2 separate regions of the Homo sapiens genome follow, and region 1 is linked to region 2. Evidence: chromatin loops called from intact Hi-C (ENCODE). Cell type or tissue: CD14-positive monocyte. All regions are shown on one strand. Links, peaks and the distances in the headings refer to the core of each region. The heading gives the core; the rest is flanking DNA. Region 1 has its middle 560 kb from the start of VRK2. Region 2 has its middle 610 kb from the start of VRK2.

Region 1 (12,337 bases), core at 4,321-6,820, 46 kb before region 2:
TCCTCTGACCTAAACTGACTTGGAAACCTGCTCCCTGCCTTACCATTCCAGAAAATTCAAGCGGGAAATAGAGACAGTATGCATCCTCTTCGACATTTTGAGAGGGGAAATTGCACTGGAGTCAGGAGATGAGCGAGAGTTCCTTATTCTTCAATTTTGGAAACTAATCTTTAGTAATAATAATAATGATCCCCGAAATTGTAGGCACCATCTCATAGTTAAACACAAAGATCATATGCTTTCTCCAATATTGAACTAATGCTAAAGACATGATACTCTCGATTGAACAGCAGCAACAACAGGAAAATAGCCGTGTTTTGAGATTCTCCCTTTCCCACTCTTTTGGGTGCCCCTGCTTGGTGCTGTTTCGGTACATCAAGCACAACAGCATATGCAGCACTTTGCTTGGTATAAATGTTTCGGAAGCTGGTGTTGCTAAGCTGTGGCTAATTTCAAATGCAAAAAGAAAAAAAATACTTCTCTTGGAAAATATGCTTGCTACAACCTTCATTCCTCCTTCAACTATTTGTGTAGTTCCTAAGTGGAATAAGTTCGGTTTATGCAAAGCTGAAGGGAAAGGGAAAGGAAACAAATATTTAAGAGCATATTGCTATTTATTCTCTCTGTATCTTCAAACAGTCAAATATTTACTCATAAAAGATGCTGAAAAAGGTCATCCAATCAAGGTCATGAGATTTTTTGAGTTAATAATTTCGATCATATCTTTTTTCAGAGTCTGCATTTCTGAAAAGTAAAGGTACTTATTCTTAATCTCTATATGTATGGCTATTTTGTGTTTCTTTTATATCTTCCATAATATTATAAACTAGTTTACACATAACAGTCACAGACTGTGTGTCTTTTCTGTTAGGCACAATCGTGGCTGTCAGGTTCCAATTGATCAAGTTTTCACTTAGAATCCCAAACCCAAACAGAATTGCAGTTTTTGTTCACGATTAGAAGTTTATGGTATTTTTGACCCTTTAATTTGATTCATAATATTTGTATTCTATCACTGCTATAACAAATTTCAACAAATATAGTGACTTAAAACAATACAAATTTGTTGTCTTACACTGCCTGCAGATCAGAAGTCCTAAAATCAAGGTGTTAGCAGGATTGTGTTTCCTTCTGTAGGCTCTGGGACTGTAGGAGAGAATCTTATTCCCTGTCTTTTCCAGCTTCTAGAAGCTGCCTGCATTCCTTGGCTTACAGGCCCTTCCTCCATCTCCAAAGCCAATAGGACAGCACCTTCCAATCTCTTTTCCTCTCTCTCTCCCTGTCTTCTCTCCTATTCTTCTCTACTTTCCTCATTACATCTCCTTGGACTCTGACTCTCCTGCCTTCCTCTCATAAGGAAGGGACCCTTGTGATTACACTGGGCTTTCCCAGACAATTCAAGATAATAATCACATCTGTGAAGTCTCTTTTGCCATGTAAACATACACAAATATTAGGGCGTAGGTCTTGGGCTTCTTCATGGAACCATTACTCTGCATACCACACTCAGGCACTTGAACTTATCTCCTAGTTAGAATTTCTTTGTTTTATGCATTCCTAAAGCGTTTTGAAAAAAAAAAGCCAAAAATATTTTTAAAGTATGTAAAAAAAATGACATGAAAATGTTCAGGCTTTTGAGTCTTGTATTAGTCTGTTTTCACGCTGCTGATAAAGACATACCAAAGACTGGGCAATTTACAAAAGAAAGAGGTTTAATGGACTTAAGGTTCTACATGGCTGTCGAGGCCTCACAATCATGGTGGAAGGTGAAAGTGACGTCTCACATGGCAGCAGACAAGAGAAGAGAGCTTGTGTAGGGAAACTCCCCCTTATAAAACCATGAGATTGGCCAGGCACAGTGGCTCACGCCTGTAATCCTAACACTTTGGGAGGCAGAGGCGGGTGGATCACTTGAGGTCAGGAGTTCAAGACCAGCCTGGCCAACATGGTGAAAACATCTCTACTAAAAATACAAAAATTAGCTGGGTGTGGTGACATACACTTGTAATCCCAGCTACTTGGGAGGCTGAGGTATGAGAATCCCATGAACCTGGGAGGTGGAGGTTGCAGTGATCCGAGATTGCGAAACTGCACTCCAGTCTGGGCAATAGGATGAGACTCTGTCTCAAAGAACAAAAAACAAAAAACAACATCAGATCTTGTGAGATTTATTCACTATCACGAGAACAGCAAGGGAAAGACCTGCCCCCATGATTCAATTACTTCCCACTGGGTCCCTCCCACAACATGTGGGAATTCAATATGATATTTGGGTGGGAACACAACCAGACCATATCAGTTCTATATATAGCATTCAGTACTAGTCCTCTGGGTGCCAGGGCAAGTCTAGGAAGTACATTTATTTCTGGCTGTTACAGAAGGAAACTGTTCACTGAGTTTAAATACTCAGTGCAGCACCTGAAGAGTTCAGTTTCTCCAGCTAAAGGTAGTGGCTCCCTGAATTCTACTGGATAGGACTCTGGAGGATATGTTTGTTTTTGTTGTTGAAAACAGTTAAAATTGAAATTCTGTTAGAGTACATATTCTTATTAAAATAGAAAATAAACTTAATATTTTGGATCTTAATGTTTTTCCCAAGGGGAAATCATTACACACAGCTCACACAGCATGAGAGCCATGAGTGTGCCTTGGGCAGACTAAGACTCACTGTGGATCTATTTCCATATTGAATACAAGTTCATTTAAAATGTGTTTATTTGCCTATTTTCCTATCACTGAGTTTTATGGATAAGTAAACTAGGGCTTACCAATGCTAAGGGTATCGAGACATGCTACATGGACTTGGCTTGCAGAAAGATCCAGTGGGGCAAAAGAGCTCCTTTTCATGTTTCTTAAGTTGAGGGAGAGGGTAATGGATCATATTCTGAGCTTAGAGGTTTTGAAACGTTGTATTTCTCAGGCTCACGAAACATGCTTTCTGACATTACTCTCTCCGGCCACCCTTTGTGGAGGAAGAACAAAGTGGTAACCCATTTTGTGTTAAAAGGAAGAGTGAATGCAAAGGCATGGATGAGGGATTCAGATATATTCCTACTAGACCCGTACAACTGCACCCCAATTTCCTCTGCAGATGAAATTGTAGAATAGAAATTATAGCACTGTAGCATAGAGAGCTGAAGTGGGTACATGTTCTCCATCGAAAGGCTGAAAGTATTTTCTGCAAAGTTTTGGATGGTTTATGGAATAGTGGGAATAAGCCACATACATATGCTTTGATATATACACACATATATACTGAAGGTTAGATACATTTCAAAGGATACAATATCTTATCATGAATAAAGTTTTCATGAAGATAGAGGAATAGTGTGAGGAAGGGGTTCTCCTGGGCCCTCTTGTCCCTGATAGAGGCTCATACCTGTGGATAATGCAGTCTTTGAAAGAAAGCATGTCTTGTGATCAAGAAAACTCGATTCTTGCCATGTCATAGTCTTTAAACAATCAGTTTTATAATACCATTCATGATGAATATGCGTTTTATTTGACAGAAGGTTTTAAAAACCTCAAGACTCCCATGTTTGATCCAAATTCAGTGTCAGCTAAAATTAAACAGTTATTCAGGAAGAAAAAAAAATACCCAGTTTTCTCTGGATAATAACTCAGCTTTTTCTCTGACATCTCTTTGCAGTCCACATTTCCACTCTGATTTCAGACCCATTTATCTGGGTGGATTTGACTCTCAGTTTGATCCAAACACTGCTGCCTCAAATCCATTTATCTTCAGCTCACAAAGGATTATGTTTTCTGTGTTTAGCCAACACCACAACGACTCTGTTGGTAGTTGTGGCTTTGCTTTGTAACATCTTTTTGTATTAGTTAACTCTGTGAGCAACATCGTGGAATTAAGATCTTTCAGTGCTTCTAATTGGCAGCAAACCTTTGTTTTTAATTTTATGCTCTAATCATCATAGTTTGACCAGTAGAAGCACTTTCAACCTAGTTCTTGTAGCCATTTTCACACATCTTTAAACATTATCCTTGCTTTCCAATAACAGCAAGCTATTCCAGAACAATCTTGAGTTCTGTTACACTCAGTGCGAACTCAATGACTCCACAAGAATCAGAGCCCTGATTCTCATTAGTGGAGGCTAATTTTGTGTGTAGTAGTCTTGCACATTACAGTGTTTCATGGAAAAGTTGGGAATAGAAGAGAAATGACAACAGAAGAAGAGCAACCTAGAGCACTGAAGTAGTAACAAGAGTCCCCTCTTCCACAAAAAGTTCATTATTTCAATTTTCTTCTTTACTAAGTTTATTTTTACCTCTCTCTAGTAAGAGAGCTTCTTAATCTAAAATTTTCCCTTTCTTTATACACCAGTTTTGATATAACTGTTATATATTATCATACCAAGCCATGTGTGCCTAAAGTGGTCTACTTGAGGTCCATTAATTCCCTTAACCCTGAGTACTTCCCCTACGGTGTAACGCGGGTTGGTAGGTTGTACCAAAATATAAATAGGCCAACCAGGCTTTCAGTTTCCTCCTTGGATCTGTGTAGTGGCCATGATGAGAATTCATTTTTTAAAGCATATTTTATTAAAACACTCCAGGAATACAGAAGTATGTAAGATAATATACAAGTTATCAAAATGCTAAACAGCTCTATAGCCACTCTCGTGTCTAAAAATCGTTACCAAGGACATTGACTCTCCCTTGAGCTATCCCAAGTCGCAATTCCCTACTTCCACCATAGCACTGTTCTGGCCCACCTGTTACCTTGCCTTTATTTTATAATAATTTTTAAAAATGTGCTTTTCCTATAACCATAGTGTTTAATTTTGTCTATTTTAAGATTTTGATGACTGGGGTATATTGAACTCAATCTTCCATGACTTGCTTTTTAAAATTATGATAATTATGATTATATTGATGCCTGTGCTTTATATCATTTTACTGTTGCATGTTATTCTGTAACAATCATGAATTGCTCAACAATGGAAATACACTCTGAGAAATGCACTGTTAGGTGATTTCATCTTTCTAGAGCATACTTACACACACCTAGATGGTGTAGCCTCCTACACCCCTAGCCTATGTGGTATAACATATTGTTCCTAGGCTACAAACCTGTATAGCATGTTACTGTACTGAATACTGTGGGGAATTGTAACACAGTGGTAAGTAGTTGTGTATTTAAATATAGAAAAGGTACAGTAAAAATATGGTATAATGTGTGGGACCACTGTCATACATGCTGTTTTTGACCTAAAAGTCGTTATGGGTCAGATGACTATACTTGAACATGTTGCAATTTATATGCTCTACTAATGAACACTTAGGCAATTTCCTGTTTTGAGATTATAGACACTGCTATGACAAATGTTCTAATATTTGACTCATGATGCAAGAGATGTAAAAGTTTCCACAGGTTATATTCTTGAGTCTTATATATTTACTTCCAAATTTACTGGAAAATCTCAAATTGCTTTCTAAAGTGGTTTTACCAGTTTGTATGTCTATTGGAAATGTGGAAGACTACACATTGGGATATTAGGCACCCTCAGACTTTAATTTTTGCCAATTTTGTGGAGGTTAAACACTATTATATTGTATTTCTAACTTTAATTTCTCTGATACCCAGTGAACTTGAGTAGCTTTTCAAATAAATTTTTGGCCATTCACGTTTCCTACTTTGTGAAATGCTGTTAGCATCTTTTGCCATTTTTTTCCTAATGGGTTGTCTTTTTCTTATTGACAATAATTCATTTTTAACTGCCTGTGGGATGTCTCCAGCAAAGACTGCCGATACTATCTGAATGATCTAAACTCTTTTAAAGACACTGGAATGCAATGCAACCCTACCACTAGGCCCTGCTACTGTCTTTTCTCAGAAGGCCTCCTGTCTCTGTAGTCGAGAAGTCCAGGAAACCCAGGCCCTTCCTCCCATCAGCCTGGGAGGAACTCTTCAGATGTCCTTTATCAGGGATTCAACACTCTCAAAGATCCCAAATTTAAGCCTAAAATCTCTCCTTCCTGACTATCTAGACTTTCTTTTATTTACAATAAAGTGGGGAAACCCTTCTTGTTGGTAGGACCTTGTTTGATTCTCATCCACCCATCTCTCTTGTTGCTTCTTTCACATTAGGAAGGTTTGTTTGGGGTACTGTGACTTCTTCCAGATCAGGATGTGGGGACATGCCTCTAGTTGTGGCCACTTGTGAATCCAGATCTGAGTACAAAGCTGTTCTCACACTCCTCTCCTCTCCTGTTTACCTAGTCCTATGTATTTCCTATGAAGTTCTTCGCGAGCACTCAGGATCGAGCCCTTCATTTTCTCCACCTCAATTCTTTTGTTTCCCCACTAATGTCAGCACTCTGCTAAATTTTCTGATTTCACTAATTAACCTAATAGTTTTACTCCTCCAATACAATAAATATTTACTATGCAAAACTCTAAAATGAACCAAAGGAGAAAGAGAAAAGGACTTCTTAGAGAAATCTGACACATCCCTAGCCATCCATCCCCTTTGTCTCATGTAACTTCAGCTCAGGAATTGTTTTTTTCTTCTCTAAATAAAATGCAGTTCAAAACATAGTAGTTATTCCTTCTTAGTTTTTTTGATTTGGTGAGTTTTTTTTGTTTTAAATTTTTTCTTTGTTTTTGTTTTCTTTTTTTTTTTTCCCCTCACATTTCATGGATCACTCCTGAAACAAAAAGGCTTGTAGTTCTGAATAGTTATACCCTCAGCCAAATACTCTTGGCCAAATACCTATTCACTCATTGAAAAAAATTTGTATTTACAAATGTGTGAATAGAAATTCAGGATTTAAAAAAAGGTGTGTATATACTTATATCAATGAAAATATTTAAGGAAACCCTGAAATAACTGAACATTAATTTTGGTTATCAATATGTTTGTACAAATCAAAAAATACTAAGGCCAGAATTTTCTTCCATTGGAAAGCATGGGTCCACATTTATTGGTAGAATGTAACTTATAGTTAAAAATTTTATATTGGAAAGTCTCCTCCTGGGCCACTCATTAAACAAAGATAAATGGAAACAGATTTGTCCTTAAATTATAACCACCCATGTGACATAAAACCTTGTCATATAGTTAACTTTCTTTGTTTTGTAGTCCCCTGTCCCCACTCTTCTCTTTAACTTAGCCTCTTTCTCCGCAACCTGTCGGTACTCTGCCCCCACATTGCTACATCCATCCAATTTTTTTGTCTGAAAAGTTACCTCCTAACAGTCTAAAGGGGCCTTGAGGGGGTTTTCAGTGCTTCTCCCAATTCCCTTGCATTTTTCAACTCCTTTCAAGATCCTCAACTATTTCCTTTGCCTAAGCGAACTAGGGTAAGAAAAGCCAGGGGATAGGAATTTGGATTGCCCTAATTTCAAACGGTCCGCTGGTAAAGAACAGAGATGTAGCCCTTTGCTATGTGTCTCAGTCCATTTGTACTGCTGTAACAGAATACCTGAGACTGGGTAATTTATCAGGAACAGAAATTTATTTTCTCACATTTCTGGAGGCCGAGAAGTCAAAGATCAAGGCACTGGCAGGTTTGGTTGTCCAGTGAGGGCTGCATCCTCCAGAGGGAAGGAAGGCTGTTTCCTCAAGTGGAGGAAGGTGGAAGGGGGAGTGACCTGAAAGTTTTTGTGGGAAACCTTTTTTATGGAGGCCTGAATCACATTGACGAGGGAGGAGACTTCATGACCTAGTGACCCCTTAGAGGCCCCACTTCTTAATACCATCAATTGGCAACATCTGAATTTTGGACAGAACACATTCAAACCATAGCAGTATGTCTCCCTTCAGGAGCAACTACCCAAAGTTTTCTTGCTCTGTGCCACTGAGTCTCCACTTGAATGTTTTTACCACATGGTTTCTTCCTGCAATTTGCTGATTCCCTCCTGATCCCAATTTAAATTGCTTTAGTGGACTTTGCTTTAGTTCTACAATCATGAACATTGAGGACTCTCAGTGGTTTAGTTAAGAGCAGGAGTGGATCTGGATTATCTCAAAATGCCTTTTGCTTGCCCCTTGATTCCAAAAGGAATTCAAAACATCTGGGGACATCAACTAAAAAGTCTCTCTAGATTTAGATAGGCAGCTCTTCCTTGTTCTTTTTATACTTGGGGCTTGCAAAGGCATCCCAAAAGAACATAGTAATTCTATGATGTTTAATTTGAAGACATATTAACAAACATTGGTCTCTCCAGTTTTCTGCATCAAATAAATAGGACTGTGTCCTCATCTGGAACAAGTAAAAAGAGATGGAAACTAGGAGTGCCTGGATAATTTCTGCATCCTGTTTTTCAGCTTTTTGGATGGCCCATTTTTCTATAACCTAATTCTTACTAGGTATCTTTATACCTGATTTGTTCTGAATTGAATTTGGTCTTATAACTATGGACACACATAAAATACATTTTCATATGTTTCTTTGGCGACTTCAATGGGCATATCATTTCTTAAGTGCATAATAGTAGCTCATATTTACTGAGTGCATATGATGTGCCCTGCTTGGGAGAAGTGCTCTGTGGGTGCTATTTCAGTAAGAAACTTAAGCACAGGTATAAAATGGTAGAGCCAAAATTAAGTCCAGGTGAGTTTGATGCTTGGACCCTAGCTCTTTACTACCATTCTCCACTGGATACATTTGATCACAGACAGGCTATTGTAACTTCCTCGGAGAGATGGACTTTGCCTCATGCAGGGAATCCCTGATTTAAATGCTTCACATCTTGACCCCCTGTTTACCAGTAGCACCTAGGAAGTCATGAGCTACCTGTATTTCGGTTGCCTTTATATCTTCACGGCCTCCTTATATACAGGAGTTCACAGCAAGTTCAGATATTCACATTGGCTAAGTCATGATTTATCTTTAACACGGATTTAAGACATTGTCTTATAAAAGTACACAGCTTTTCACATAATAGGAGCTTCTAACTTATTTGCTGAATGAAAGATACCTTGACTTAATCCAGAATTTAAATAATTTCTTGAAATAATCACATTAGATTTTGGCCTCTCATCATTGTTCAGTTTACCTGTCTGCTTTGCTTCGCTGATTACTAAAAGCAGGAAAATAACTGAGAAGGCAGCTTTTTTTTTTAATAAAAGAAATGAAGAAAAACAAAAACATGATAAATGGAGGCAGAGGGAATTGGTGCACAGACCCATATCCATGGAAGGCAGAAGATCTGATTGACAACAGAAAATTAGTGAGCTGTAGAAATGTGAAACTTAGAGGCATTCTAGAAAGGAGAGAGAGAGACTAGAAAATAAAATAGCAGCAACACAGGGAAGAAAAATGATCATGTCAGCAGCAGAGAGAGCCAAAATGAACAGTTAATGAAAGAATTTCTAAGTGAAGGACTTGGGGCATCATACACACAGAGATAAATAGCATCAGGGAGAGGTCCCACCCACGGCTGATCGGATTCAAATGGCTGGATCCTTTAGTCTGGATTTTACATGAGAGACCAAGCACAACGCTGGGCATTAGCTCTCATTTTAGGTCTCACTAAGGATATTAGGGTTGACTTATAGCATCAGGGATGTTTTCAGATTAATAATGTTATATATTTATTTCTATTTTTTTTTACCTCAAACTCCAATTTAGGGCTTAGATAACATTTTAGACAATATATTTTATGTCAGAGACCACTGGCCCATAAAAAACAATTATCCACATTGTAAAATAGAATTATTTTTTCCATAAGATAATAGAATTTTCATATATACACACCTTTTAAATTAAGTAGAGTGCATAGTTATGTATTCATTTTCAGAAAAATATGCATGTTATGCATATGCCCACAGTAACACACACACACATATGCACACACACACAAAATCTTCACTTCTATTATTGGCTTTAGAGAAGAAAATAAGTCTTAAGGAGAAGTGGAAAGAGAAATAGGCAAAGGTGAGGGATATGGAAGTGGAATAGATACACATAGCCTGAAAGGAAACAGACAGCCTAAGGCCCTGGTGTCTTTCTGAGAAATTTCAGTAATGTGGCTCATTTTGATGTTTCAGCCTTGTATCTTCCAAACTACAATGTACACTGCTCTTAGAATCATCTTTGCACAAATCTGATTATATAATTTTCTTGCCTCATTACTTGTGATGATTTCTTATATTCTCTTGAATGAAGTAAAAGTTTCTTAGTTTGACGTTTTTCTCACAACCTACTTTTCTCTTTTTATTGGCCTTAAACATCACTACACACATTCTACCCTGCAGCTACTTTGAACCACTTTCCATTTCTTTCAAGTGTGCTACTTCTTCTGTGTGTGTTCTTTTTCTTCTCTTTTTCTTGCACACAGTTATGCGTGAGCATAATGAGTAAAATGGTTCTATGTCATTTCTTGGAGGGAAGCAAAGTTCTCTGCCTTTTCCCCTGCTCCCATTCCAAAGACAACTAATTTCACCTCTATTGAGTAATTATTTTGGCATTGATCTAAATTTCTAAATAAAAGCTTACATTGCAGCATTTTTATTTTTCAGCCTGAATTATTAATAGCTGACCTCCTTTTTAATGTAAGAATTTGGATATTTTTAGTTCTCCAATTGCTATTTCCACCATGCATGAATGGTACTTCTATCCCCCAACATTGTGATATTGTTATATGGAATTTTTATAAGACTGCTGTTCAGTATTTGCATTATTATGTTGTAAACACTGCTTACAACTGATCCGGTCAATAAACTATAATTACTTTTCCCTCCTAGAAACCTTTTTATTTTACTGGGAACTAATAATTTTCATATCTTTACGTACTCATCAGTAACCAACTTTTTAAAAATTTCCTGAATCTCCTCTAAAGACATTTAGTTATTTCACATATTCTGTCCATTTCATCTTCCTGAAGCAGTACTCCTTCTAGTCAGATTTGACTGCCCTCTGTTCTTGGAGCACAGCTGTTGTGTGAGCCCCTCCTTTCACATATATTCAAGGATTCCCTTCACTGCTATCCACGTTTGATTTCCTGTTTCTTGTTATCTCATATCTCTCTTTTTCTTAGTTTATATCCTCATCTTGATGGAGCACATCCTTCAGTATTTCCTCGGAATGCATGCATGGGAGGTCACTTCTTTGAAAACCTGTGTGTTTGAAATTATTTTTATCTCATCCCGACTCTTACTGAAAGTTTGGAAAGGTATAGAATTCTATGTTGAAAATCATTTTTTTTTGAGATTTTCAAAGACATTTGTGCCGCTGAAAATGACTAGAGTAACACAAACAATGCAACTGAGTAGTCTTACTTTAAATTCATGGCCAAAAACTTCAGATGAGCAGAGGATCACACTCTATTTCTGTAGTCTATTTATTTTCCCACTCTCCTAGAAGCTTATTTCACGTTCTTCCTTTCTCTTCAAATATCAATTTTCCCTGTCTTCTTACTTTCAGCTGATAGTCTTAATGACAATTTCACTGAGACAACTAAAACATTCAGCAGAGATCCCCAGATTCATACAACTACATCTATCCATCTACTAGCATCTGATCCAACAACTGGGCCTTCCTTCCTGGTCCCACAGATGTACTGATAAACCATCCATGCTCTGCTCTAAAACCTATTCCTTCACTTGAGCACCAGAAATTACTTTCGCATTTCTACAGCTCACTAATTTTCTGTTGTCAATCAGACCTTCTGCCTTCCATGGATATGGGTCTGTGTACCAATTCCCTCTGCCCCATTTATCCATGGAAAACAATTCCATTTATAATAGGTACACAAAATAAAATACTTAGGAATAAATTTAACCAAGGAGATGAAAAATACAGGTCTTAGAAATTACAGAACTTTGAGAAAAGAAATTACAGAATATACAAGGAAATGAAAAAATACTCTGTGTTCATGGGTTGGAATAATTCATATTGTTAAAATGTCTGTACTTCCCAACTTGATCTACAGATTCAATACAATCTGCATCAAAATTCCAATGCCATTTTTTTTTTACAGAAATAGGAAAAACAATCCCAAAAGTCATAATGGAACCACACAAATGTACACACACACACACAAAAAAAACCGTAAACAGCCAAGGCAATTCTGAGCAAAAAGAACAAAACTGGAAGCATCAAACTACAAACTACCTGACTTTAAATTATAAATACTTCCCAACTTGGATATTTTGACTTATGATTTTTACAGTTTACACTGGGTTTATTGGGACATAACCCTATTGTAAGTCGGGGATCATCTGTATATTACAAACCTACAATAATTAAAATAGCATAATACTGGCATAAAAATAGATATATCAATGAATGGAACACGATAGAGAGCCCCTAAATGAACCCATACATTTATAGTCAATTGCTTTTGACAAAGCTGTCAAAAACATACAATGGG
Region 2 (12,064 bases), core at 1-2,500:
AAAAAAAAAAAAAAAAAAAAAAAAAAAAAAAAAAAAAAAAAGAATATACTGTAAGGCAGCAGCTTATAAATTGCATATGCTTGAATTACAGTTTATAAGCTATATAAGCTATAATGTAAAGGACAGCACCCCAGTCTCACAATGTGTTCTCTCCCCACTGGTACCTTAACAGAGTCTTCAATAGGCCATTCTACTAATCTATAAGCTGTGTGAATCTGGGTGATGGAATATACACTACAACTTGGGAATTCTGTGAAAGTCTGTTGCCATATTTTCTTCATTACAATGTGATTTTTAAAAATCAGAAACAATGCCATGTGTCATATTATGGTGATGAGTAAGTCATTCTGAAAGCCCACAGTATGGTAGTCGGGGAAGGGAAATCCATATCTGAAATATGCATCTCTTCCTTAGTGGGGAAACGTACTATCTCCCCCAAAGTGAAAAGTAATCAGCTTGCCATTTGGTGGTCGTCTGGTCTCATCAGGGAACGATGGCCCATTAGGTGCACAGCATTGACCTCTGCTATTGGCAGAATGGGCCGTCAGCAGTGGTAACTGTAGATCAGCCTTGGGAGAGGAAGTTCATGGTGTTGAGTCTGCTGTACACACTTTGAAACAGGAGAGTTGTTGGGAAAAGTGACTGCCTGACATTCAGAGAATGAGTCATCAATTCCATTCCATTATTGAGACTCTCCTACAGTGGATTGGGATCACTACTGGTTGGGATAATACAGGCATTTATTTTCACATAACCTGAGTAGGCATATATTGGACACAGATATCTTCACACTCTGTGTTCATTCTGATAGTTTATCCATTTTCCTCTTTCTTTAAACTCCTAGTTCTAAATCTACGAATGTTGATTTTTCTGTTCTTAGCTACCCATTGTTAGGCACTGTCCATGAAACAGTGTGTATCTGTGTTTCAGGATTTCTTCCCTTCTATATCACATGCACTAACAGATGTGTCAAATGATAGTCTGACCACTGAGAGGATCCAGTTCCAGGATAACATCTGCGAGTGGCTGTAATTGTGTAAGTCCACAGACACCGTTGCACCAACAGACCCATCTAGTCACCAGGCCCATGTATATTCCTCATCTGTTAACTGACCATAGGGAACTCCCCCCGAGGCTATACATGTTGGTGGAGGAAGAAGCCGTAAAGGAGTAGGAATATGTGTCATGGGAGTCTGAGCCACCTTCTCATGCAGCTTTCTAGTGCTTTCCAGACTTGCTCAGTGTCATTTGTCATTTTTATTACACAATATAATAATGCTGAAGTGCATGTCTAATTTTAGAATTTGATGAATCATGCAATATTCAAGTCACTGTAGACAACGTGGGACACATAATCAATTGCTCTTTCATGGGCAGCACTATGTCTCTACCAGGGCCTAATAACTTTGCAAGTAGAGGACATTTTTTAAGCATAAGAGGGCATGACCTTACTCCAAAACTTGTGATGTGGTTCTCCTCTTGCGGTTTTCCAAAGACTTTATGTAACATCTCAGTCTGCCCCAGACACTTTGAATACCATGTGGTCATTTAGTCATAAGGCATGAGGAGCAAAGTACCTTACATCTGAGCCTGGGAACTGCTGCAGGGTCTTTTATATTCGAGATTGTATTCAAAATGGGCAGTCTGGTAAATGGGTCAGAGTATCACACACTAATGCAGCAAGTGCTGTCTTTAAAATCCACAAGGTCCAACAAGTACTATGTCTCTTGTTAGTTGTGAGTTGTGCAAAGTGGAACAACTCTTCTTTTGCTTAGAATGGGCATCTTGATGGGCCACAAGCTACCAAACTTCTAAAAACTTCACTGATACAGTGGTGCCTCAGCATAATGTCATCAGCCTAATGAACTTGTATGGTTCTGTGGTAAATCATGATCATCAGAGATCCCTTGATCCTGTATTATTAATATGTCTAAGAGCAGGTGGTAAAACAGTGAAGATGCTGTCACTGCCGCATCAAAATGGTTTAAAGTTATCATTGTTGATAAGAATTAAAATGAAAGCATTTTTTTTTTTCAGGATAGGATCATTAAGTTTTTTCTGTAAAGGGTTAGATATAAATAGCTTAGACTTTAGGCTACGTAGTCTTCTTGTTTGCTTTTAATAGGACAAGAAAAATGTAAAAAGCACTCTTAGTTCTTGGACCATCCTAAAACACTCCATAGGCTGTAGGTTGCCAACTCCTGTTCCAGGTGAGTAGTTGCAATTGGCATCACCATGCAAGTTTGCAATATTCCACAGTCATTTTCCAAGCCACTTCTAGCCAACAGGGAAGTTACACGGCAATGTGCTGATGTAGTATTTCTGCTTTTCTTCTGAATTATTCAAGTTTTCCAAGATGCCACTAGTCTCAGAAAATTCTGATAAGTAAATCCTTACTATTTCAATTTTTTTCATTAAGCATTTCAATTTATTTTTTACCTATCTCACCTTTTCCCAAATACTTAAAGAAGCTTGAACTTTTTATTCTATAAAGATAGTCATTATTCTGGGTATATTTTATCATATTTAGCTTTGGCATAGAGGTTAAGTGTCTGTTTGTTAATAATACTACTTTAAGAATAATGTTACTAAAATGTTAATATTAATTAAAAAGAATTAAATTATTAGATATTTTTCTATGTACTTACTGGGGGCTGAATTATTGATTTTATGATTATTAGTATATTCTGTGAAGGAGTTAAAGCAGGTATTTTGCATTATAAAATTAAGAAAAGATTCCAGGTTCAGTGGCTCATGCCTGTAATCCCAGCACTTTGGGAGGCTGAGGCAGGTGGATCACCCGAGGTCAGGAGTTCAAGACCAGCCTGGCCAACATGGTGAGACCCTGTCTCTTCTAAAATTACAAAAATTAGCTGGGCATGGTGGTGGGCGCCTGTAATCCCAGCTAGTCGGGAGGCTGAGGCAGTAGAATTGCTTGAACCTGGCTGAGATCGGGCCATCGCACTCCAGCCTGGGCAACATAAACAAAACTTCGTCTCAAAAACAAAAATTAACAAAAGATACTTTGCAGTTTAACTTTTTCACTGATTGTGTGAATAAATAGACATAGTTTGGTATATGTAATAATTTTTCCACTCTCTTAAAATAAAACACTTTTTCAAACTCCTGATAGCGTAAAATGCAGATTAGATATTATTTTCTCTAAACACACACACAAAAAGTTTTTTATTAATGCTCTGGGCCTGAACAAATGCTTTATAAAAACTCAACTACTTTACCAAAAATTTTCTATTCCAGCAAAATATTGACCATGGACATGATAGATAAGTAAATAATGTATACCCTGTATTATTGGCAGTTATCACAGTTCTGTTCAACTAATACAAAGACTAAATGAACTCTTCTGAAGTAACACAAGTTGCAAAATATAAACTGTGCGTAGCAAGATCAGTTGTTCTGGAAACATATACACTATAGGCCTTACTTGTCTAAGTCTGGTCTATAATCAGTGAATTTGGGATATCATCTTTTTATTCAAATAGATAAATTTTCTCAGGTGCCATTTTGATGTCAATTGTGATTAATGAAATCTTGCTTGTAATCTTCATTTGTCATTTTATTCCACTCTTGTACATTCCTTTGATTCTTTGAGCTTCAGTACTTCATAAGGTAAAAACATGCTATTAGGGAAATTGCTCTGTTTATAAAATACTATGGAAGTCTTTGGCCTTGGTTGAATTGGAGTAAGATGTTGTTTTCTTCCTCTTTTTAAGAATTATTATTGAATAGTTTTTATTTATCTGTGAGAATCCTTGACCCTTACCAAGCACCTTGAAAATTTTTATTTTCCCCAAGATAGGAAAAGTTCTGGAAAGGAGCTCAGCCCTGTGATTTGGTGTACTCTTGGTAATAAGGTTGACAATCCCTGATATTTGTCATCAAATAGAGCACAGACTGTGTTGGAGACCTTATTGATGCAGAATCGCAGCACCAATGAAGCCTACAGACAAATTGTTTTCTGCTAAGTTCCTCAATACAGGATTAACATTATTACTGGTGCTGTATAAATTATAGCCTGAATGTAATTAAGAAAGCAATTTAAGTTTTTTCTTCAGAGACCAGTGGAACCATAGCTTCATTGCAAATAAGAATTCTATAATATGAAACAGTTTGAAAATAAAATGAAGTGTAAATAATTATGCCAGAATAATAGGTCTGTAATAGAACTATAAAAATGGCATTGTCCTGTATTTTTAAACACTTTTTCACTTAACAGTATATTGAAAACATCATTTAATTCATTGAAAATTCTTTCATTATTAATGGCTGCATAGTATTCTTTTGTTGGATATTTAATAGGATTGTCTTGTTTTTTTGGATTACAAAGACTGACCCTGAAATGAACTTTTTTATACTTTCTTATAGCCTGAAGTTTGCCTCTATCAGTTAATACTATGCTTTGACAAATTCCATGAAGGTAATTATCTGCATAACTTGTTTGCATATTCATGTTTAATTTTGTTTTTAGTACACGTCTTGAAACTGCTCTCCAGTGAAGCTAGAATTTAAAATCCCTACCTCAAGATGTCAGAGCATCTTTGCTTCTTTCTCTAACCAACATAATTTCTTTAAGAGTTTTCCTTTTTTTAATATTCACTGAATATACACGTTAGTCAAACACCAAAAGCTCATAGGTAGAAACATTTGGCTGAAGTTTAGTGTGAAACCAAATACCACTCACAGAATAAATTTGACATAAAATGAGAATATTTTATCTAAATTTATAACAAAAATAATGATAGGTTTTACAACCATATTAGTAGAAATTTAGGAGTCATTTTTTAAAAAGGTTACATTGCTATGAAGAACAATAATATCTCAGCATCTGTGCTATTAAATTGAATATACTGCATTTCTGCCATAAGATAATGATAAGTATATTTCACTACAGTTAGCGGAATGCAGAGTGCTTTTGCTGACATCTCATTTTACCCTAGTAATTACTTATTTTTTCTCATATTATTTATATTACTTATTTTGTCTGAATTACATATTAGTTATTATCAAATGCATAGATTGAAGTGTTTTTCATAAGATATGGAGAGTTTATTCTGAAAGACTGACAACCTAAATGAAATTCAATATCTCAATATAAATAAAATTATTGAATTTACTGGTTTAATATTATAAATACTGGTATACCAGAGATTCCATAGAAAAATAATATGACACAATGTAATCTTTATTATTCTGCCTGATTTTTTTTACACTTAAAATTTTTTCTACATACTTTAAAAATTTATGAGTTCAAAAACGTGTGTAACATTTTTAAAATGTTACTTGGTTAACACATTCTCTGAACAGTTTTATAGTCTGCTAATTTATTTCTGTGTAACTATTTAAAAGTTAATAACAAATGTTGCAGTGTATAAAATTAGCCACTTTTCAGAATCATAATTGTTGCTGAATTTTACCCAAGCAATGATAAGTATAAATTTATACTTCAAATAACATATAGAATCACAGAATTTCAGCCACTTAAATGTAAGAACTCCATTATAAGTGATATCCAGAAGCTTACTTACATTTGAAAGTTAATATTAATAATAATTCTGAATGGCATTCCTTGATTACATGACTGATATTCTTACGGTGACTAGATGTGATGTCAAGTTATGATATTATACCTTTTTATGCACAAGTCTAGGCAGGACAGTTACAATGTTAAAGGAGGCATTTAGTGATTAAGCATTAAAAGATACAATCAAAGTGAAATGGCAGATTGGGACAGAATATTATGGCTGCAGTCAAACTTCAATAAACACCCAAGTCAAAATGAGATACAGTTTTTAATATATATTTGTCATTTATCTTTTGCATTTTATGTATTTCTTGCTCATTTCTTCTAGGTCTCTCTCTGGTAGGGCTGCTCATTTTAAAATCACAGATATAATTACTATGAAAAGTTGTAATCACTGTGGAAAATATTTTCGTCTTTTAGCAGATTATCTAGGAAATAAGCAGCAAGATTTACTCAAACACTTGTTATATAAATTTTATTTTGCTGAATTAAAATTTATTTTATTGAAAGAACTTGCAAATATGCCTTCCAATAAGCATAGATTTGCTCCAGTTTTTAAATGGCAATTAAATGGTTTAAATTTTTTGCAACATGGTAGTCTCTTTAAAGTTTATCTTGCCTGCTTAGGTGAAATAATCAAGCCCTAGTTGGCAGATGAAATCAGAAAATAATTTTGAGACAGTTAAGTGTGTAATTCTTCCCAAAAGTTCACGGAAATGAGGGAAAAACAAGATAGTCTTAAGGCATTTTAACTTAAACTAATTATAATCAATACTCAGATTATCTTTCTACCATTCTCACATGCACTTTGCAAGTCATCAATTCTCAAATTTTATTTATACCAGAACAAAAATCTGCTTGAAGCTATCTTCCTACCGCAGATGCCTTCATAAACCAATTTTCACATAGTCTTTAGTCGGACACATGATTTTCATTAAAAAAGTATGTCTGTAATATAATCACCATTTTATAGAAGTCCACAAAAACTAGAGATAACAAAAAAAGAAAGAATAAGGAAAATTCACACAAACAAACACATAAACTTTCATACCGAGTCTCTACTTCTAGTTTTCAATTTTCAAAATGGGTTTTTCTGTTCTGATGCACTAGCCAACTTTGGTCAAATTATTTTTCCATGAATTCACATTTTTTTGCTATCTATTTTTATATAATTCAATATTGATCTTGAAAATTTTTATATGAACATGTCAATATGGCTAAACTATATAATCATTACATTGAATAAAAGATTTAATTCAGCTGTAAATGACTGCCTATCTTCAAAGTGTAGGTCTCTTTATTTTTCATTGCTTTTGCATGGAAAGAGGAAAAGAAACACCCTGATATCTACATCATCTATATCTATATGTATTTATATATGTATATGTATATGTATGTATGTGTGTATATGTGTGTGTGTGTGTATATATATATATACACAATATGACGATTTTTGGTATTCTACCCACTTATTAATAATCTTTAGCTACTTTCAAAAAACAAGAATTAGCTATCTCCTTAGATTTCTCTCATTGACTATTTAACTGTTTAGTGCATCAGAGTTCCTGTACCTAAGAAAAACATCATTAGGAAAGAAAATAAACTGTACAGAAAAAAAATATATCAAAGACTCTAAAATTTTTATACCTCTGTGTTTAGAGCATTTACATTCTATCATGCTTTATTCATTGCAAGGGGAAATTTTTTTAAAATATCTGAATTCATTTGCATTTTTTAATCTCCTTTGGTCAAGTGGCAGTCTGGTCATTGCGGCATTGCCTGCATGCATATTAAAACTTGTAGATGTGTTCCAGTGGATTGGAAGAAAATCTTGAGGACAATTGAAGTAAAACTGTATGATAAATGTTCTTGATGACAGAAAAAAAATATTTTTGATAAAGCATAACATCTATGACTTGAATTGTAGCAGTTCAGAAAAATGGAACATTTAAAGTGAAGATATTTTAGTAACAACTATTTTTAATTTGTGATGTATGCAAATGAGTGATAAGATAAAAATCTAAGTGTTAAATCTAAAAGAACTCTTTAAATGTGTATAAAACAAAAAATACTAAGTGTGATGAAAGCTTTGTAGCAAGGTTAAATTGACAGTATATTTTCTTCATGTACAAATAGTGTTTCATCTATTTTTCTCAAATTATAACTAATTACAATTAATGGAATATTAGATTTAATGGAATATAGTATCAACAGCCCTTCTTTAGATGAGGGAACTGAAGATTAGCATGGTTGAGTAAATTGATCAAAACTACATGGTAATTTATGTGTTAGTTTTGTACTACTGCAAAAAAAATTATCATGAATTTAGTGGCTTAAAACAACACAAATGTATTGTCTTACATGTCGGTAAGCCAGAAGTCCAAAATGAGTTGCACTGGGCTAAAATCAAGGTATCCACACGGCTGTTTGCCTTTCTGGTAGCTTTAAGGGAGAATTCATTCCATGTTTTTCCCATCTTCTAGAGGCACTTATATTCTTGGTTTCCTTCCATTGTCAAAAGCTGCAAGGGCTGGTAGATTCTATTTCACATCATATCATTCTGACACTAACTCTTCAGACTCCCTCTGTTACTTATATGAATTCTTGTGATAATATTGACCTCACTAAAAAAATCCTGGCGAATCTCCCTACCATAAAGTCAGCTAATTAGCAACCTTAATTCCATCTGCTACCTTACTTTCCCTTTGACATGTAACATAATCTATTTATAGATTCCAGGGATTCAGTCATACACATCTTTGAGGAGCCATTATTCTGTCTACTACAACTGGTGGGAGAGAATTTAGTCTCAGTTTGTTTCACTGCAAAGCTGACAGTCTTCACTATGCTGTATTACTTATTAAAGAGCTCAGCATGTAAAGTTTTTCTTCCAGGCTGTGAATATTTTATCACACTGTTAGAAGTAGAGCATGACCAGTTATTTACAGTAAGTTTGAACAGGAGGAAAGAGTAAGGAACTTGACACTATACCAGTTAACTGGTGATGGACATTAAGGGCAACAGAACTGTAGGTCTTGAACACAGAACATTTATTTCTTCTGGATTAATGTCCAAAATGTCAGGTAAAAGCAGAATGAGATTCAGACATCTAATTGGGGAGGGGTGGTTATAGAGGAATTTTTCAGCAGATAAATTGAGCACAGGCCTTCAGAACAAGCACTTGGGACATGTATACTTAAAAGATAAATAGTTAAATAAGACTCCTAACATTCATGTAACTGTGCTTCGCCAACTTGCTGAAGTATGGGACATGTCTAGTCCAAGGGACTTAATAGAAGACTAGGTTTAGTTATAAAAACAGTCAGGAGTACTAGGGAAATAGTCTAATCAGAAATCAGAAACAGTATCAAAGGCAGAAAAGCAACTAGGAGCTAGCACAATTAGGAATGGGTGTTTATATAAGATTGGGACTTAAGTTTGATGAAGGAATTAAGTCATCAGTTAAGACACACATTACGGGCAGATGATCCATAAGAATAATGATGCCCAGCCAAGCAAGGGAGCAGAGACTGCCCAAATACTTCATGGCTCACATCAGGAATGGCCTTGGGAGTTGAACTGGGTCTGAGTGCAGGGGATCCTAAAAATAAAATTACTTCTAATGCAAGATATCACTGTCTCTTACATAGTAGTCCTTCAATAACTACTTGTTAAAAATAAGTAGGAAAATATCTAGTTGTTACATTATTTAAAAATAATTTCTAGAATTATAATACAGAATTTCTGAAACCATGGAACGTATTATTGGGGTTTTAAGAAATGTTATTTTTGAGGTTTTAAAATATACATCAAAGATCACTGGACAAAAACATCAAAGATGTTGAAATATACAAAACAGGACAAATTAAATGATCAATAAAGAGTACAGGCATTGAGACGAGTTAAGAATAATCCTGTAGTGACATCAGCAAGATGGTGGGATACAAATTCTCAGCCCTTGTTCACCTATAGAAATGCTGATTTAACAATGATGTATGGACCAAAATACTTCTATGAGAATTACAGACTCTAGTTAAGAATTTGCTGTACCCTAGGCAAGCACAAAGATAAGAAGAGCCACAGTGAAATGGATAAAAAGAACAATTTCACTTTAACCACAGGTCACAAAGTTAAGGAAAGATACTGTGGTTTGATGTTAATTAGAATGTAATCCATGCAGAAGATTTTAAATTCTGAGCCAGGGCACTTGTACAATTCTACCAAACTGACAATGAGACATGTCACTCTCTAGCTATTTAAACCAAGATTACGTACTTTTCTTTTGCATTGATTATGGATGCTAAAATGTAAAATTCAAATCAAGTTTGGAAAGTAAAGTACACAAAATATTTTAAAGATTATGAGGTTGAAATTAAATTATTTGAGACATATTCTGCTTAAAATTACTATAAAATATGCATCATTTTTCTTAAAGGATTTCTCTGTCAAACTTATCAACTTCATTCCCAAAGTTACTCCAGTGTTAAACCTGAGAAATTTTAACTTTAAGAATTTAGTAGTTTGTATAACTTTAAGAATTATGTAACTTGAATCATTGTAATTTCCATTTTACATACCAATTATAATCATTGAAGCTGGTTATCAGAGGAAGAAAGAAGAGGAGAAGAAGAAAAGCAGAATGGTTATAATTTTCTGGTCTGGTTTAAGCAACTTTGACCTTTGACAGATAGGGAATAGGGTGTGATCCCATACCCTATGTTATTCAAGTCAGTCACTGACATCTGTCTCCCAGATAGGGAATAGGGTGTGATCCCATACCCTATGTTATTCAAGTCAGTCACTGACATCTGTCTCCTCTTCCCTATCTGTTCCCTGCCTAGTGATTTTGTGGGTCAGGCATTGTACAGGCAATTGGGCCTCTTCTATTGATGTTACCATGCTTTGTGACTCAGGATTGAATCATGAATGAGAGTATATTCTTAGAAATCTTTTAATCCAATATTTTAGGGTATGTGCTTCTGAAGGTAAATTGAACGATTTGCTATATTTCAAATAAGGTCTATAGTTTAGTTAATAATATTGTACCAATGCTAATTTCCTGTTCTTGATAATTTTACCATACTTATGTAAGATATTAACATTAGAAGAAGCAGCATGAGATATAGAAATAAATTCTTTGTACTATTGTTGAACATTTGTGAGACTCTAAAATCAGTTTAAAATGCTTAAATAGATTTTAAAGCAGATTTGTAGTAAAAACCTTGGAAACTTGTGATGTTTCAAATTCTTCATTTTGCACATTAGAGGCTCAAAAATGTTAAAGGACTTAACAGTATTTTCGGTTTGAGTTAAAGCCAAGATGAGATCTAAGAGTGTTGTTAAGTTGCCTGGGCACTTCTTTCCTCTGTTTCAACATATGAAAATGAAACTTCATTCCTCAGAAATTGGTTACTGTTGATCATCCCATTTGAATCAGAACTTCCCCAGTTTCAATTTCCTCAGTATTTATGCAACGTGAAGATGAATGTCAAAATTATTTTCCTTATATCCTGTCATATTAACAATATATGTAACACTGAATAATATGATAGTGAAAAAATATTCTTCTCAAGTAGTCTTGTTTGTTTGTCTATATAAGAGAATTAATAAAGCTACCAGACTATAGCAATTTAAGAAAAAACATTAAACTTTGTAAACAAGATATATTTAAATATAATTATTCACATTACAAAAGTATTCAACTTTTAAAATGTGAATATTAAGCTCCTTTAATTAATGAGGAAACATTTGATTCACAAAAAGTAAATTATACATGTTAGGAATGCATCTATTTCAAAAAATGAGGACAAGTTTTATATTTGCATTTTTCTTTGATTGTAAGATACAAGCTATAACTTAAAGAACTTCCACTTGTTTTTAAAACAGAGACAAAAACTATTTAACCTATAAAGCTCTCTGCATTCCTTATTTATTAATTATGTAGTTTAGTGTTCAGTGAATAAATATTACCTTCAGGTCTGAGAATGATCTTCTGAAATTATTGAAAGCTTTTTTCTTTATATGTTCTTCCATAGTATAAATTAACAAAAAATAAAAATATGAAAAAATGTTAAAGGTGAAAGGAAGAAAAAGTAATCAGCTCCAACTTGGATCCTTGTTATTTATAAATACAAGTTTTTTGGTATCAGTTTACAAACATCAAGTCCTAAAAGGTGTTAATGGTTAGCAACAGATTTAGTCTTGAGAATGACTAAATGGTATGAATTGAGTTAGCTGGGAAGAGCTGTCTGTTCCCAAAGACTTCTACTGCAGCATTGCTCATTACCTGAAACTCTGGTATTGGTGTTTTCAAGACAGAGCATATGTTTGAGGAGGGAAGTAAAGGCTATATCTGAGAATCTTGGGTTCTGGGTTGTACAGTGTTTTGCCAGTAATTCTTTTTCTTGCCTTAAACAAAGAACTTTATAGTTCTTGGTCTCCATTTCCCTTCTGAAAAGGTTTCTTCACATGTTAAGATTTTACCCACATACTAGAGACCATACTGTTAAAGTTCCCAGAAAC

What was found. A loop is a pair of places that touch in the nucleus more often than their neighbours do. Peaks named below come from ENCODE experiments on the same cell type or tissue, not always from the same donor. Only the 100,000 strongest peaks of a DNase experiment are listed, where the experiment ranks them.
Region 1: a loop joins it to region 2, with 4 times the contacts of the local background. A loop is called at or near these places in 2 of 110 quality-filtered maps.

Annotation. Positions count from the first base shown.
Region 1 is chr2:57,483,906-57,496,242 of GRCh38, reverse strand. No RefSeq gene overlaps it. Among named protein-coding and RNA genes, the nearest start is that of VRK2, 560 kb to the left of the region's middle. In CD14-positive monocyte, for the core only: no CTCF peak of the experiment used is centred there; a DNase peak (open chromatin) is centred at 5,302; H3K27ac peaks cover 1,047 bases.
Region 2 is chr2:57,433,505-57,445,568 of GRCh38, reverse strand. No RefSeq gene overlaps it. Among named protein-coding and RNA genes, the nearest start is that of VRK2, 610 kb to the left of the region's middle. In CD14-positive monocyte, for the core only: no CTCF peak of the experiment used is centred there; DNase peaks (open chromatin) are centred at 618 and 1,128; H3K27ac peaks cover 1,397 bases.